Linked DNA regions of Homo sapiens: region 1 is linked to region 2. Evidence: chromatin loops called from intact Hi-C (ENCODE). Cell type or tissue: CD4-positive, alpha-beta T cell. All regions are shown on one strand. Each heading gives the region's core, and the rest is flanking DNA. Links, peaks and the distances in the headings are about the cores only.

Evidence for each region. Peaks named below come from ENCODE experiments on the same cell type or tissue, not always from the same donor. Only the 100,000 strongest peaks of a DNase experiment are listed, where the experiment ranks them.
Region 1: it touches region 2 in a loop (2.5-fold over the local background); 24 of 110 quality-filtered maps call a loop at or near these places.

The regions. Positions count from the first base shown.
Region 1 is chr11:33,804,293-33,812,863 of GRCh38, reverse strand. LINC02722 (long intergenic non-protein coding RNA 2722) reads right to left here and starts at 8,096. Exons shown (of 3, transcript NR_187444.1): 1 at 7,990-8,096; 2 at 7,778-7,867; 3 at 7,184-7,572. In CD4-positive, alpha-beta T cell, for the core only: CTCF peaks have their summits at 4,253 and 4,454 (motif pointing left); a DNase peak (open chromatin) is centred at 4,423.
Region 2 is chr11:33,966,622-33,975,192 of GRCh38, reverse strand. No RefSeq gene overlaps it. Among named protein-coding and RNA genes, the nearest start is that of LMO2, 79 kb to the right of the region's middle. RefSeq lists silencers at 3,837-4,131, 5,277-5,571. In CD4-positive, alpha-beta T cell, for the core only: no CTCF peak of the experiment used is centred there; a DNase peak (open chromatin) is centred at 3,982.

The DNA.
Region 1 (8,571 bases), core at 3,136-5,635, 160 kb after region 2:
GTTGACCATGATGTATTTGTGTGTGAGATATATATATGTGATATATATATATACGTATATATGTGTATATATGTATATATGTGTATGTATATGTGTATATATGTATATATGTGTATATATATATTTAGTGTGTGTATGTATACACAGTACATAATTATATACATAATATATCTAAATAATATATACATATGTTATATATAAATACACATACATACATACATACAGTCTTCAATTTGCATTGTTCCAATATGTACAAATTTCAGTCACCATGGGTTAAATAAATAACACGAGGGTGACCCAAAAATACAGTTCAAATCTCAAATCTCAGTTATCAAGGCATATTAACTGTAAGTAGTCGCATAAAGTGCAAACTTCACTGCTGGCTCCTCAGTCCAAAAGTCACTATATAAGTGACAGATGTGCATCACGATCAGTGACCAACCATGACACTTCTTTCAAAGCCTCTCTGACCTCTTACTGCACAACTCTTACTCAGTTCACACACAGACAGCAAAATATGTTGCTGTGTTACCTCCCCGTCTTCCAGTGATAAACTCACGTGGCATTCTATAAACAGGTAATCAAAATGAAAAGTGAGAAGGGTGGAGGTGAAATCTGAGTCAAACCTAAATGCAGTTAAAGATTAAATAGTTGACCATAGGAATGCTGATGCTGCTGTCATTTGAAACTACATCTGCAGCCAGAGGAACTTACTGAAGGTAAACTTACTGACATAAAGGTATAAGCGGTTATGACAAAAAAGATGATGTCTCAGAGGAAGTGTCTGTACTTAACTTTCCCTGCTTTCTCATTTCCTGTGCACTATTTTTTCATTTGTTTTCCTGTGAAATATATAATACATACATATACCAACATAACAATGTAATGTGCTCAGTTCAAAAAATTATAAAGTGAACATCCTCCTCCCTCCTGCCCTGCGGATGTATCCATCACTCTAGAAGTTGTGTTAAATGTTTCCATGTGTTTTTTTTTATTGTTTTACTACGCAGGAATTCATTCCTAAAAGACGTTTATCTTTTTCTCTTGCCTCACTTTTACTTTATGCAACTATCATTTTTCATGTCTATATTATATGTTTGAGATTGTGTCTGTATTGATGTATAGAACTGCAGTTCATTCATTTCCCCTGCAGTACTGCATTCTGTTTTATGACTGTATTATACTCAGTATGGATTAATCCCTGTCATGATGTAGAGCAACAGAATCTTATCACAAGAAATGACATACTGTGTGGTTCCATTTATATGCTCAAGAATATGCTAAACTAATCTGTGGGAATAGAGGTCAGAACAGTGGTTCTCTTGGGCGGGGGGCATGGAATGGAACGGGAAGGGGCACCTTTGGAAGTGTTGGAAATGTTCTAAATCTTGAACTGGATGGTGATGGCCCAAACATAATCATATTGAAGATTTGCAAATATTCACATTTACATGTTTAACAAAAAAGCTTAAAAAATAAATACATGAAAATATCGAGTTTATAAACAAGTATTAATATAAGCAAATATAAACAATTATTTATAAATTATTTCTGGAGTTTATAAACCAACACCTATAGCCACTTAAGAGATATTTTCAATACATAAATGCTGAGCTCTGAATTTTTCCCAGTTGTTGCCATTCCACTAGGCATGTTTTATGAAAAAAGTGAACTGACACTGTGTATAGGGGTTTATAAGATTAGCTATTTAATATTTTTTAAAGATAGGCTTTCATGAGTTCAACTACGTTTTTCATTGAGAAATCTAGACATGCATGAACATAGGAGAAAGTGGCTTGCCAGGCATGGAAGGCTGGGGGCTGTGTTTAAACCTGCATGCCCATGTTGCCTGATCAAAATCCTTCACAAACGGTTTCTTCATGAGAATCTGGTCTTTCATCATGGCGGTCACCTTAGTCCTAGGGGAAAAGGATAGGATTTTTTTTTGTCCTTCTATGTCATGAATTCTTTGTTTAACATCAAATTATTCTTACTGCTGAAATCCTACACCTGTTAAAACCTTACAGGTGAGGTGATAAAAAGTAAGGAATAAGATCTGAGCTGGAATTCTGGCCTGGCCTTTTACTGTCACTTAGAACCAGGCCTGGCAAAGGGCGAATATATGAGAAGGAATAGCTACCCACATTATCATTATTGCTTTTATTATTGCACCTGTTCTTGATGATTTTATAGTTTTTTTCTCTAAGAACAATGTAAAGTGTTTAGAAGCCCAATAAAAAGCATTGAGAAATACAATACAAAACATCCAAAAACTTTGCCCTTTATTGGAGTAACTCTCTCATGCCTAATGGTTCTGGGACTCCAGCTCCTCTTCTGGGCATGCTCCAAAAGAGGAACCAGTATGCCCGCTCAGTGCTTCCTTAGGGGAAAGGGACACCTTTCTCTGCTGGATTGGCTGGGCAGGTAGATGGGATCATCCCTGCCAGCTGTTTCCTCTTTACTTCAGAAGGCTGTGGTGAACCACAAAAGAGAGTGGACATGATGCTTTGAAAAGTGTGTATCGCCTTGCAGACAGAGGCTAGCATCCATTACCTACTCTCATTTCTCCCCATACCAACCATATAAAAACGCTGGGACCTGCCAGGATGTTTAGGAACAAATTATTACCCACCCATGCTTAGGGAGGCCCCAGTGAAAAAGGCCTCTTCCAGAAATGCCCAGCATCAGGAACAAGGACTCTTCCAAAAACACTCAGTATTAGGGAACAAGGCCTCTTCCAAGAACACCCAGCATTGGGAAAATGATGTGCCTGTGTGGTGGCCAGGTGTCATGGAAAAAGGACAAAGGCAACCCTCTCCGGTACCATGTGGTATAAAATGCAGGGGAGGCTTTACTGGAGAGAATCCTACAAGAGGAGAAGTGGAGTGTTCATGAACCTCAGATCCATCCTCCCAAAGACAGGCAGGCAGAGCAGGGCAGTGCTGGGCTGGACGTGTCACAGACAACCCTGTGGTATCGCAAAGCACTCAAGACGTACGGGGTGGGTGGTGAGCTAATGCTGTGCTTCTAGAGCTTTCTCAGGTCGGGGTTTTTGGGGCTCCCCAAGAATGTCCTGCCTGGAGAAAGAGGAGAAGAGAGAGGGATGTCTCTTCACTCTGAACACCACTATCCCGTGGGGTCGTGATGTTCCCCGAAACTGTCAGACCTAGAAACGCCCCCAGTATGGAGTCCCTGCTGCTCACCAAACTTCTATTCCCAATCTTTTCTCTGGCCCTGTCCCCCTCCACAGCCCACCGTTAAGGGCATTCTTCTACTTCAGTATTCCATTCTACTCCACAAATACCTCTGGACACCTTCCAAAAGCCACCTCTTTTCTGTGTTGGGAGGATCTGGAAAGCATGATCCTAAAGTAGCCCCGGGTGCTGCCTCCCTCTGGGCCTCCAGTCTGGCTGCCCCCAGGGGTGTCTTTCTAAGGCCCAGCTCACAGGCGTCCCTCCCAGGCTCAGACACCTCTCGTGCTTCTTCAGGCATCCAGGCCGAGATCTAGAAGATTCCATAAAGGGCCTTGAATCCTCTGTCTGGGAGTCAAGGTCTGTACTCTGGTGTTGTGCCCTCTTCCGTCTCCACAGTGTTAACTTCCTCTGCTGTCTGGCCCTCACCTTCCCCCACTCGTACCTGTGGCCCCATGAACACCCATTACTTCTCCTGATCCTCTGGTTTGGTTTGAAATGTGGCCCCCACCGTTCATGGGTCATTGAAATCCAACCAATCTCCTCCTCCTGCCTCATCTCCAGGAAGCCCTCCTTGACTGGACTGTGGCTGTCCTCACTACCTCACTCTCCCCATCCTCACGTCTCCTGAAACGCACGGGCATTGAACCTCATGCACACGTGGTTGGGAGGTTCTCCAGTTGATTTCTGCAGGCCAGTTCTGAATTCTCCTGTCAGTGAGGAGCTCCTTAAGCCAGGAGGGACTGCACCACTCTGCTCTCGGAGGGGAGGGGAGGAGTGGTCCCTGGTGTCCTCTGATGCCCAGGCCCAGCCGAAATATGGACGACCACGTGCTACAGAGAAGAAGGAGAACTGGGCCGAATGTTAGGGTCCTGGGTTCTGGTGCTGTCTTCCAAGTACCCCTAAGCCTACTGTTTCTATCTCTGGGCCTCAGCTCCTGAAGCTGCAAAATGGAAACACATGGGCTGGGCTGGCTGATTCCTAGAAGCCTTTACAGTTTTCACAGATTCAGTCCTCTCCGAGTGGTTTTCAACGTTGTGCATCAGACTCACCTGAGGAACTTTTAAATAATGGCGATGTCCACGCCCCACTCCCGAAGACAGGAGATGGCAATTGAAGTGAGCCCACCCACCTGCAGTTTTCTAAAAGCTCATCAGATGACTCCAACGTGCAGACTCAGCTTGCTTGGAGAGGAGGGCCGCTGACTAGGACCTGTCTGTTTTCAGACAAAGCGATGGACTCATGCTGCCCCCTGGTGGTCAGATTGCTCACTTCAGGCAGTTCCACATCTTAGGGTCTTGCCGTGGGGCAGGAAAAATGTACCCAATGAATAAGGATGAAAAGAGAAAAAGAAAGGAAGAGAAGAACACTACCTGGTTTCTCCATGACCCAAGGATTCGCAGACTCGTGAGTATTCCCTTTCCCCACTGTCCCCTACAATAAAGTTTATATTATTTATAATAAATAAAGAGACTGAGTCCGGGGGGCAGTAATATCTGACTTTGAAACCAACCCAATAGTCCCATCGACAGTTTTGGGTGTTTTTTGTTTTTTGTTTTGGATAAACATAGAAATTGACCCTTATGACCTTAAAGCTTGAAACTTACATTTGTTTTTATCAGAATTTCAGAGTTTCTTTCTCCAGGAAAGGACAACCAGGCCTCTCCAAAAAAAAAAAAAAAAAAGTATCAAAGATCTGAAACTCACCAGATCATTGCATCCAGACTAGAAACTCCAGGCCCCTCATTCATCATGATTGCTTCCTGACCCTTCCCGAGTTCCTGTTTTCTCACACAGTTACATTCCTTCCCTGCTGTATAAACCCCTAATTTTAGCTGGTCAGGGAGATGAATTTGAGACTCCTCTCCCAGGGAGATGATTTGAGGCTGACCTCCCATCTCCTCAGCTGCAGCACCCAATTAAAGCCTACTTCTTTGGCAATAATTGTTGGGTCAGTGATTGGCTTTCTGTGCCGTGAGCAGCAGGACCTAAGCCGAACCCCTTGTGTTTCGGTAACATGTTAGGCATGAAAAAGCCCCCTCTGGATCCACAGGCTGGGTGTAAGGGGAATTCAGAAGGTGACAGGCTTGGGGGAGCTTCTGAGACAGCAAAGCCAAGCAGGACACTTGAGATAATGAGATGTTAAGTACCTGGAAAAATGAGTACCCAGTGCTAGGTTTATCACTATTCACCAGTCGCCATGACATTGGGCAAGCTCATTTCTCTGAGCCTCAGTGAGTGCTGCTCACTATTCTGAACACCAAATGTGTTCCTGGACAAAGTCTGTCAAGGGCCACAGAGATTTAACCGATTCCACACTCTCCAAACTCCTGCCCGTTCCACATGGGGTAGAGTTTCCCAAACCTGGTTGGAAGTCAGCAAAAACTGGGGAGCTCATTTCTTAAACATAATATAAGAGAATGTGTTCAAAGTATCATTTTATCATCATAATACAATCTATATGTTACTTATAAGAAAAATGAATTTAAAAAGCAGGTATGTCTCATAGGCTACAGCTTAAGGACAAGATTCGGGGGAGTGGAAGTAAGGAGTAGGCTGGATAGCTCCCCAGTGCACAGTGGCCCACAAGGACCACAGGGAGTGTGTCTGTTTCTATGGGTGACACCAGGCTGGGCAGTCTCCAGCATCAGCATTAATTATGCCAAGACTCGCTCTGTCAGGCCCCAGATCAGGGGAGACTATGTATAGGATATTTGGACGACCCCACACATGGCCCAAGCTCCTTCTAACCTTCTGTGCCTCATACCCCTGCTTAATTCCAGCATCCCTCAGCTCTCACCTCATACATCACTTTTTGGGGAGGCCTTCCTTCACATCCCAATCAAGTCAACACTCCAGTTCAAATGTTCTCAAAATGCTCCATTTCTCCTTCAGAGATCACAGTTTAATTCATTTTAAGAATTGTTTTGAGTCACTATCCCCCAAATGAATGTGAGACTTTGACAGAGGGGGCTGCCTCTGTATCTCCAGCACCCAGCACAGCACCTGGCCCCTTTGCAAAGGGCTCAATAAATTGTTGAATGAGTGAATCCCATCTTCAAGAGAAATAGCTCTTTTCTGATTGTTCCTTATTTATTTGTTATCCTAAATTTTCCTACCATTAATTCAAGTGAAAGTAATTCATTTTAATGTGGTCTGTATAGCTACTTTTTATTTATTTCAAAAAAGAAATACTTTATTTCTTAAGATAACTTGAGAACAGGTTATTCATACATTAGAAATAGGGCTAGGGGCCATGGCTCATGCCTGTAATCCCAGCACTTTGGGAGGCCGAGGTAGGAGGATTGCTTGAGGCCAGGAGTTTGAGACCAGCCTGGGCACAAAGTGAGACCTGTGTCTCTTTAAAAAAAATTTTAAAAATTAGCTGGGTATAGTGGTGCTTGCCTGTAGTGGCGCACCTTTAAACCCTGACCTGTCTGGCTAAAGTATTTCATGAAGCCTGTAGTCCAGATACTTGGGAGGGTGAGGTAAGAGGATCACTTGAGCCCAGGAGTTCGAGGCTGTGGTGAGTGATGATTGCGCCAGTGCACTCCAGGCTAGGTGACAGAGTGAAACCTTGTCTCAGAAAAAAAAAAGAAAGAAAGAAAAAGAAATAGCTGCAGATTATTGATCTCCACCTTTTTGCAATAAGATTTTATTCTAGCATCCTTCTCCTTGCTGCCCATGTGCCCATTGGCTTTTCAGCTTTGTTTTTGAGAGAAAATATGAACACACACCCCTCCACTTGAGTTGTAGTATACTCACTATACAGGCCAAAGGTAACGTTTAGCTTCATAAAATTCCATCTGAACATAGACAATCATTGTCCAAAACTCACAGTCAAGAATTGTGATTGTTTGCCTTCCATTGGTTGGGTTGATTCCAACAAGACCTTTGCTACTTAAAATAGGGTCCCAGCATCAGGAACACATTAGCATCACTTGGAAGTTGTTAGAAATGCAGAATCTTAGTCCCCATCTCAGACCAAAGAATTAGAATATGTGCTTTAATAAGATACCTCAGTGACACACATGCAAAGAAAAGTTTCAGAAATGCTGGATTATCAAGCTGTTCAAAGTTTGTGGTTCTTCTGAGTAAAGCAGAGTACTCATGGCTGGGTCTGGAAAAGCTTTTCTCTTACAACTCTTCATGAAATCTTAACTGAATGTGAAAAGGCTAAAAAAAGGTTTAGTTAGTAATTTTCCAAGTAATCATGTTCGACAGGCCTGTATACTGCTTACAAAATTCGCATTGGTCTTATTTCTCTGATGAATGCCACATACTCACTTCTCTTTACCTGTTTCATGTTTGCATAGGTCCAGCAAAGGTATGTCTGGTTGGTCAGTATCACTGAGCTGTGGCCATGTTTAGAGGCTCATTCCTAGAAAAATCAATTAACTTTCAATTAGCAATTAACTTTCATTGCAAACGAAATGAAACAAAACAAAGAAAACCACCTTTAAACCTTGACCTGTCTGGCTAAAGCATTTCATGAAGCCATGGAAAACCACACGGTAAAGGATAAAGGATGGGTAAGTATTGAATATACTACAGATGTAGATTAGTGAAGAGAAAGGATAACTTACCTCTTTCATGGGCGATCAACTCACAAGAGCTCCTCATATGATGACAGCTGGTGGCTGGAATCAGCTCACTTTTGAAGCTCTGATTCCTCCCTAAGCAAGCAAGCAATCATGTGGTGTGTGTGTGTGTGTGTGTGTGTGTGTGTGTGTGTGTTGTTGTTGTTGATGGTTTCCTTTTCCAGAAAAAAAAAAGATAACTAAATTAGATTTCTTACCATTATCATTTTTATATTAGTTTAGATATAAAAAGCCAGGTTTCTGAAGATTTGACTACCATTAAACAAGATGAAAAAGACTTGATAGACCAAATAATGGTGAGGTTGTAGGCAAAACTAAAGGCTGCCCTTTTATATCCAGTCAGCCAAATTGCCCTCCCAACACTGGATGTCACAGACTCTAAACCAAATAATGAAATGTTACAGCTGGCAGAGCTCGTAAAAATCTAGTCTAACACCTTATTTGTTCATGATGTAGTGTAGATGACACTAAGAAATTAAAGTGACTGGCTATCAAACCAAAAACTAGCATCTGGGTCTTCTGATTTGGAATCAAGCATTATGATTGTCTGAACCGCTCTATACACAAAACATAATACCTCTCCTTATGGAAAAACAGCAACAAAACAACAAAAATACATAAGGGCAGGGACTGTGACTGTTTATCGCTTGATCTCAGATAGCAGAAAATCATGTATTTACTAGCACTCAATAAATACTTGTTGAATGACTTGCAACAGATGAAGATTTGTTAAATATCTACAGAGGGTAATTATCTACTGTAGATATTAGTTATATTAC
Region 2 (8,571 bases), core at 2,989-5,488:
TCCTTTGTGCCTTTCCCCAGAAGTGATAGAGAGTACACATGACACAGAAGCACACAGGGAGGGAGAGAGGGAGAGAGACAGAGAAAGAGAGAGGACGTGTGCATGCACTAGCATGAGATCAGGTAGGTCTGCTATTTAACAGAGCACGGCCATGGCGTTTGGATGTACTGAGGTGGGGCAGCAGTAGAATATATGCATAGAAGCTGGAAAGAGCTGAATTGCTCCACCCAGCAAAATAAAAGGAGTATCTAGTTTTGGCGGTTTCTAAAGGTCAGTAAGTAAGGGAGAAGACAGGGATAGCCTGCACAATATTGCAGAAGGCAGAAAGAACTTAAAGGTCTAGGAGAGACCAGTTATTATTGGTTTACATGCTTATATATGTCAAATCTCTTGGAATAATTCTTGGCACCAGTGAGCCCTTAATAAATGGCAACCAGTAGCCAATGAGATAGCAAAGCTATCTCGTTGGCCACGTGTAGTATCTCTCCATGGAGAAACTGTGTCATCTGTGTGTGTGTGTGTGTGTTGGGAAAAGGAGGTAGATGGCAAACAGGGATGTAATGGGTCCAAATTCTGGCTCCATCAGGTTTATTTCTCTGTTTCTTCAAGTTGTTTACTTATTTATTTAGATGGAGTCTCGATCTGTTGCCCAGGCTGGAGAGCAGTGGTGCAATTTCAGCTCACTGCAACCTGCGGCTCCCAGGTTCAAACAATTCTCCTGCCTCAGCCTCCCGAGTAGCTGGGATTACAGGTACGCACCACCATGCATAGCTAATTTTTGTATTTTTGGTAGAGGTGGGGTTTTGCCATCTTGGCCAGTCTGATCTTGAACTCCTCACCTCAGGTGATCCTAGCCTCTGAAAGTGCTAGGATTACAGGCGTGAGCCACCACGCCTGGCCCTTCATCTTTAAATTGGGGCAAGAAAATGGTACCTTGTCTTATAAGATTTACATGAAGTTTAGATGAAATAGTCTAGGCAATTCATAATCCAGGAATTTAGTTATTCTTCACTAAATATTAGCTCTTAGGAGTGTAGATGGTCCCTGACTTATGATGGTTCCATTTAGAATTTTTCAACTTTGCAGTGGTGTGAAAGCGATACACGTTCAGCAGCAACCATACTTCAAGTACCCATGCAACCATTCTGTTTTTCACTTTTGGTAATGTTAAAATGGAAATGAGATATTCAACACTTTATTATAAAATTGGCTTCGTGTTAGATGATATTGCTTAACTGTAGGCTGATGTAAGTGTTCTGAGCATGTCTGAGTAGACTAGGCTAAGCTATGATGTTCAGTAGCTTAGGTGTACTAAATGCATTTTTAAAATTTATTATTTATTTATTTATTTATTTTGAGATGGAGTCTCGCTCCATCGCCCAGGCTGGAGTGCAGTGGCGCCATCGCCATTCACTGCAAGCTCCGCCTCCTGGGTTCACGCCATTCTCCTGCCTCAGCCTCCTGAGTAGCTGGGACTACAGGCCCCCGGCTAATTTTTTTTGTATTTTTAGTAGAGACGGGGTTTCACCTTGTTAGCCAGGATGGTCTTGATCGCCTGACCTTGTGATCTGCCCGCCTTGGCCTTCCAAAGTGCTGGGATTACAAGCCTGAGCCACTGCGCCCAGTTTTAAATGCATTTTTGACTTAGGATATTTTCAACTTAGTTTATCAAGATGTAACCCCATTGTAAGTAAGAAACATTTGCATTCCACAATAATAGTCATATGAAGATGGTACACTGTCCTAAAACAAGGGCTTTGTGGTTTTATTTTTTAATTTTTTACATTTTTAAATGTTTTTGAGATGGAGTCTTGCTGTGTCACCCAGGCTGGAGTGCAGTGGCATGATCTTGGCTCACTGCAACCTCCACCTCCAGGGTTCAAGCGATTCTCCTGCCTCAGCCTCCCGAGTAGCTGGGATTATAGGTGCATGCCACGATGCCTGGCTAATTTTTGTATTTTTAGTAGAGACGGGGTTTCGCCATGTTGGCCAGGCTGGTCTCAAACTCCTGACCTCAGGTGATCTGCCCACCTTGGCCTCCTAAAGTGCTGGGATTACAGGCATGAGCCACCATGCCTGGCCGGTAGTTTTATTTTAAAATTAACACGTGCTGTACCTTTACGGCAGAAAACTTAAAAAGCAGAGCAGAGAAAAACAACCACCACTCCAACAAAAAGATCGCAGCTGCTAACATTTTGGTTTGTGTCTTTTTGTTTTTTATTCTCCCAAGTATATGTACATCTTTTTCTATCTTTTCAAAATGTGATACTGTTCTACAGTATGCTTCCCCCTTCCTGGTTTTTTAAACTTAGCAATAGACTGTGAATCTTTCCCATGGATGAATTGCTTCTTAAAATAGATGTTCCATTGAAAGTAGCCATATCCTGGGCCGGTAGATTCGTTACTATTCTTTTCTTCTTCCTCTTTTTTTTTTTTTTTTTTTTTTTTTTTTTAGTTGAGACGGAATCTCGCTCTGTCGCCCAGGCTGGAGTGCGGTGGTGCGATCTCGGCTCACTGCAAACTCCGCCTCCCAGGTTCACGCCATTCTCCTGCCTCAGCCTCCCGAGTACCTGGGATTATAGGTGTATGCCACCACACCTGGCTAATTTTTGTATTTGTAGTAGAGACGGGGTTTCGCCATTTTGGCTAGGCTGGTCTCGAACTCCTGACCTCAGGTGATCTGCCCACCTCGGCCTCCTAAAGTGCTGGGATTACAGACATGAGCCACCACGCCTGGCCGGTGGTTTCATTTTAAAATTAACACGTGCTGTATGTTTACGGCAGAAAACTTAAAAAGCAGAGCACAGAAAAACAACTACCACTCCCAACAAAAAGATCACAGCTGCTAACATTTTGGTTTGTGTCTTTTTGTTTTTTATTCTCCCAAGTATATGTACATCTTTTTCTATCTTTTCAAAACGCGATATTGTTCTACAGTATGCTTCCCCCTTCCTGGTTTTTTAAACTTAGCAATAGACTGTGAACCTTTGCCATGGATGAATTGCTTCTTAAAATAGATGTTCCATTGAAAGTAGCCATATCCTGGGCCAGTAGATTCGTTACTATTCTTTTCTTTTTTCTTTTCTTTTCTTTTTCTTTTCTTTTCTTTTTTTTTTTTTTTGAGACGGAGTCTCGCTCTCTCGCCCAGGCTGGAGTGCAGTGGCGCGATCTCGGCTCACTGCAAACTCCGCCTCCCAGGTTCACGCCATTCTCCTGCCTCAGCCTCCCGAGTAGCTGGGACTACAGGCGCCCGCTACCACGCCCGGCTGAGTTTTTGTATTTTTTTTAGTAGAGACAGGGTTTCACCGTGTCAGCCAGGATGGTCTTGATCTCCTGACCTCATGATCCGCCCGCCTCGGCCTTCCAAAGTGCTGGGATTACAAGTGTGAGCCACCGCGCCCGGCCTCTTTTTTTTTTTTAAAGGTGCGGATGCCCATGGCTGTCCAAATCTGTGAAGCTCTGCACACTGCATTTCCTTCTTGGAAAATTAGCACGTGCATATTAGCATGTAGCAAGCTCTGCAAAGCCCTTTCGTAAACAAGCTCCTCGACTTTGATTAGATCAGTGTTTTCCAAACTGATTTAACACTGGAGCCACTTATTCTCATAACTCCTATTAATGTCTCAGGATTCATTTGGGGAAACACTGTTGCAGGCTGAAGCTTCTTTAAGAGGAAGGAGAAGGTCTTGTGCATTTTTGTTGTTTCCACGCTGCCTTACAACTGGGTTTTAAAGAAATTATGAAAAATGGGATTGGATTGATGAATTCACTTCTAACCAACAGCCACACACGTGTAACTTGGGGGCCAAGGTTAGAGGCTGGGGCTGCACTCCGGAGTGCCTCTCAGTGTAAAGCTAATTGGCCCCTTTGGGGGATGAACCTCTGAACTTGGCCTCGTTAGTGCCGGCACAGAACAGCTGAGTTGGTTTATCTGGTGCCATAAAATTGTTCTCTCACCCAGATTCTCATGCTGTCCTCCAGGTGGCAATGCTGGTTTGTCAACCTTCTGAGATAGCGCCTGATACTTGGGCCGAGCAAAGATGGAAATGGAAGGGAAGCAGATGCGGATGAGGAATGGAGTTGGGAGTGGAGTGATTATTGAAAATTAGAAGACACCCTGTCAGGTTTGCAGCTGACATGAAGCTGAAGCGCAGCCTCATACATTGGGTGTCCAGATTCAGATTTTAAGGAATCTTGAGGAACCAGTAAGCCACAAGTAAATATTACTAGCATTTATTGAGCACCAACTATGGGGCTTACAACGTGCCAGATCATTTCATTCATTGTTTCTTTTAATGCCCTCAACAGACCTATGAGGTAGGTCTTGGAGGTTGAAATAATGGAGCTGGAAATTGGACCTTGATTCCTAAGGCCTGGTATTGTATATGAGAGCTTTGCTAGACTGAAATAAGAGGATATTTACCAGGGATGAAACATGCAAAATGTTTATCCATCTATCTATCTATCTCTCTATCTATCTATCTATCTATCTATCTATCTATCTATCTGCCTATCTCTCATCTATCTCTCATTTCATTAGTGTAGGATGGGCCTGATAACATTTCATGAAATTAATACTAGGGTTTTTTTTTTTAAGTTAGCCACCTGCTAAATAAATCAGTTACAGTTCTGGACTGCATCCTTTAAATGACAACACTCAGATCAGGACAGTGGAGATATTTATTTCCTAGCTCTTCTTTTCATTCTCGTGGTCACTATGCAAGATAAACATGGCCACACTGAATGATCCCAGAGTGGCCGGCTTAAAGTCTAGTTGTAGCACTGAGTGGTTCTACTCAGTATAACTGTATCTCTATTATACTTGTCACCTAGGAAATGTTGAAATTATTTCCCTAAATGCCTCATTCTCCCAGTGGACCATGCGTTTCTTGAGGGAAGAAACCATGCCCTTCATTTCTGTATTCATAGGGCCTAGCAAAGTACCTGGTACATATTAATAGTAAGTCATTAGTAAAGCTTTTTTTGAGATAGGGTCTGGCTCTGTGGTCCAGGCTGGAGTGCAGTGGCACGATCTTGGCTCACTGCAACCTCTGTCTGCCAGGCTTAAGAGATCCTCCTGCCTCAGCCTCCTGAGTAGCTGGTACTACAGGCACACACCACCACACCTGGCTAATTTTTTTATTTTTAGTAGAGACAGGGTTTTGCCATGTCGCCCAGGTTGGTCTCAAACTGCTGAGCTCAAGCGATCTGCCTGCCTTGGCCTCCCAAAGTGCTGGGACTACAGACTGAGCCACCACACCCAGCAAGCAAAGTTTAAATGAATGGATGAGTAAGTAAATGAAAGCTGTCTCCTGCAGAAATGTAATCAGAGCATGAACTGATGAAGGAACTGAGGAAGCTTAGTCTAGCCTAGAATAAAGAAGACCTGAAGGAGCTAGAACTATCTTGCAAGATGTAAAAGGCTGTTATAGGCATGAGGTTGTAGTGCAAGTTTGTGCTTCTTCAAGTGGAAGGCCAAGGAAGGCCAGTCTCTTAAACAAACAAGAATCTAACAGCAATCGCCTTTCCATCTCCTGAACCAGAGGTGGGATGGCCATCAGGTGGGAATGTGGGAGAAGGAGTTTCTGCATCGTGTGTCAGGCTGAACAAGAGGCCACTCAGGCTTGCAGCGGTCTTGTCACCACTTTGTGCCAGTGCCCAGAATAGTGCTGGCCACATAGAAGGCACTTGATAAATATTTACTGAAGAAATGAATAAACAGTCTTCTACTAATTGAAGATTCATTCAACTAACATTTATTAAATTTTTCTGTGTGTTAGGTCTGTGCTTGGCTGCAGAGGCTGTTTCAGGTAAAAGGACTCAGTCCCATCCTAAGGGGGAGTGTATCATTCTGGTTGGAGCACCAGGTAGAGCTAGACTGTCTGGGTTTGAAATCCAGCCCTGCCAATTACTTTACTTTGTTATGCCTCAGTTTCCTCAACTATAAAACGGGAGTGAAAATAGCATTCACCCGAAGGAATTATTTTGATAACTAAGTGAATTAACACTTGGCATTAACCACTCAAATGTTAATGATTATCATGGTACAGACTTTCCAGCAGGGCCACAGGTAAGTTACTATTATGTGATGGATGCTTTGATGGGTGCATCCAGACTGAAATATGTGAGCACCTGGACAGGTTAATAAATAGAAATTTTATCGAATCAATGTGCTGTAAATCTTTATTCAGTTTTGGGTTTTTTTGTAACAGAGTCTCGCTCTGTCATCTAGGCTGGAGTGCAGTGGTGCCATCATGGCTTACGGCAGACTCAACCTCCTAGACTCAAGCGATCCTCCCACTTCAGCCTCCCAAGTAACTGGGACCACAGGCATGCGCCACCACACCTGGCTAGTTTTTACAATTTTTGTAGAGATGGGGTCTCGCTATGTTGCCCAGGCTGATCTTGAACTCCTGGGCTCAAGCAGTCCTTCCACCTTGGCCTTCCAAAGTGTTGAGATTACAGGCATGAGCCACCACACTTGGCCATTTATTCAGTTTTTAAAACGGAAGAGGCTGAGCACTTGCGGAGGCAGGACTGCTGCTCACCCACCAGAGTTTTTTGGTGGTACTTTCCCTTCCTCTAGAGCTTTCTAGCATATACACTAGACATATATATTATATGTTGGGACCCTGTCAGGAGGGAAGGGCGAAGAAAGGAGGCCTGACACCCAAAGTTCTGAGCAATTCCACTCTGGCCCCAAATTCGCATTCCCCACTGGACCAAACAACCACTCCACAGTAAAACAGAGGTGACACCCTTGGAAGGCATGCCCCTTGGGGCACATTACCCCCAACCCTGAGGGACTTATCAGCATATTATTTCTAACCACATAGTGTACTATCCTGACAGGATTCTAGGAGATAAAATTTTTCTAATCTTATTACATCTCCTGTGATTTTTATTCCCCCTTGTAGATTTCTGCCCCAGGTGGTTGATCAGCTGGTCACCCCTTAACCCCTCTCTGCTCATGGGGGCTGTACAGAGTGCCCTGAGGTTGGTACCTGGTCCTGAATTGGAGGGTCAGGGAAGGGTACCTGGTCCTGAATTGGAGGGTCAGGGAAGACTAAAGGATATGTAGGAGTTAGCTATGCAAGCAGTTGGCAGGAATGGAACAGCATGTGCAAAGACCTGAGGTCGGTGGAGCATGGCACATTCAGGGGAATGGAAGTAGTTTAGTGTGGCTGGCACATAGGGCATAGGGTGTGTGCATGGAGAGGGAGAATGAAGAAAATGCTGGAGAGGTGTGCAGGCTCAAGCTCGTGAGTGGCCGTGGAGGTTGTGTTAAGGACTTTAAGCTTGATCCTGAGCCACAGTAGGTATCTCTGAAGGGTTTTAAGGAAGGTGGTGAATGGAACAGGTTTGCATTTTAGAAAGAGCACCCCATCTGGAGAAGGGATCAAGAAGGATGGGTGTGTGTATGTGTGTGTGGGTGCGTGTGCATGCGCGTGTGTGCACACTCCACCGCAAATGTGCTGGGGAAGGGATGGTGTGGTAGGTAGGGCTGGATGCAGGGAGAAGAGTTAGGAGGGTGTTGCAATACCTCCTGCAAGAGATGAGGGGACACTGAAATAAGAAAGCCACAGCATCGTGAATGGAGAGAGTTGTAAACACATTTGGGAAGAATTAACAACCTCTGGCTATTGGCTGGAAGCTGAGGATAATATTTTGGGAGTTCTCTGGCTCTTAACGACAGTATGTGCAAGATACTAGGCCAAAACCAAAGGGACAAAAATGTTACATGTGAATGCCTGACCCCCCCTTCTTGACTAGAAGTATTGTACCTACAATTTCTTTCTCTCTTCCTCCTTTTTTTTTTTCTCTTTAAAATGTCTCCTTATATAGTATACAGTAAAGAGCTTGGGTATGAGTTAGGCTGTCATTAACCACAGCAGTAAGGTTTATTATGGTGTGTATTTTCACTTATTTGAACCACATTTATTCAATTGTAAATAGGGAAGCTGGGTGTGGTTGTGTGCACCTGTAGTCCTAGCTAATCGAGAGGCTGAGGTGGGAGAATTGCTTGAGCCCAGAAGTTAAAGGCCGTAGTGCTCTATATTTGTGCCTATGAGTAGTCATTGTACTCCAGCCTGGACAACATAGCGAGACTCCATTTCTAAAAAAATAAAATTAAAAAACTTATCAAGTTGTACACTTTATTTTTTTATTTGAATTGTACACCTTAAATATGTGCAGTTATTGCATGTCAATTACATCTCAATAAAACTGTTTTATTGATTGATTGATTGATTGATTGATTGATTGAGATGGAGTCTCTGTTACCCAGGATGGAATGCAGTGGCCGATCTTGGCTCACTGAAACCTCTGCCTCCTGGGTTCAATTCATTCTCCTACCCCAGCCTCCCAAGTTGCTGGGATTGCAGGTGCCCGCCACCATGCCCGGGTAATTTTTGTATTTTTAGTAGCAATGGGGAGACGGGGATTTGCCATGTTGGACAGGCTGGTCTCAAACTCCTGACCTCAGGTGATCCACCCGCCTTGACTTCCTGAAGTGCTGGGATCACAGGCATGAGCCACCGTGCCTGGCCTCAATAAAGCTGTTTTAGAAAA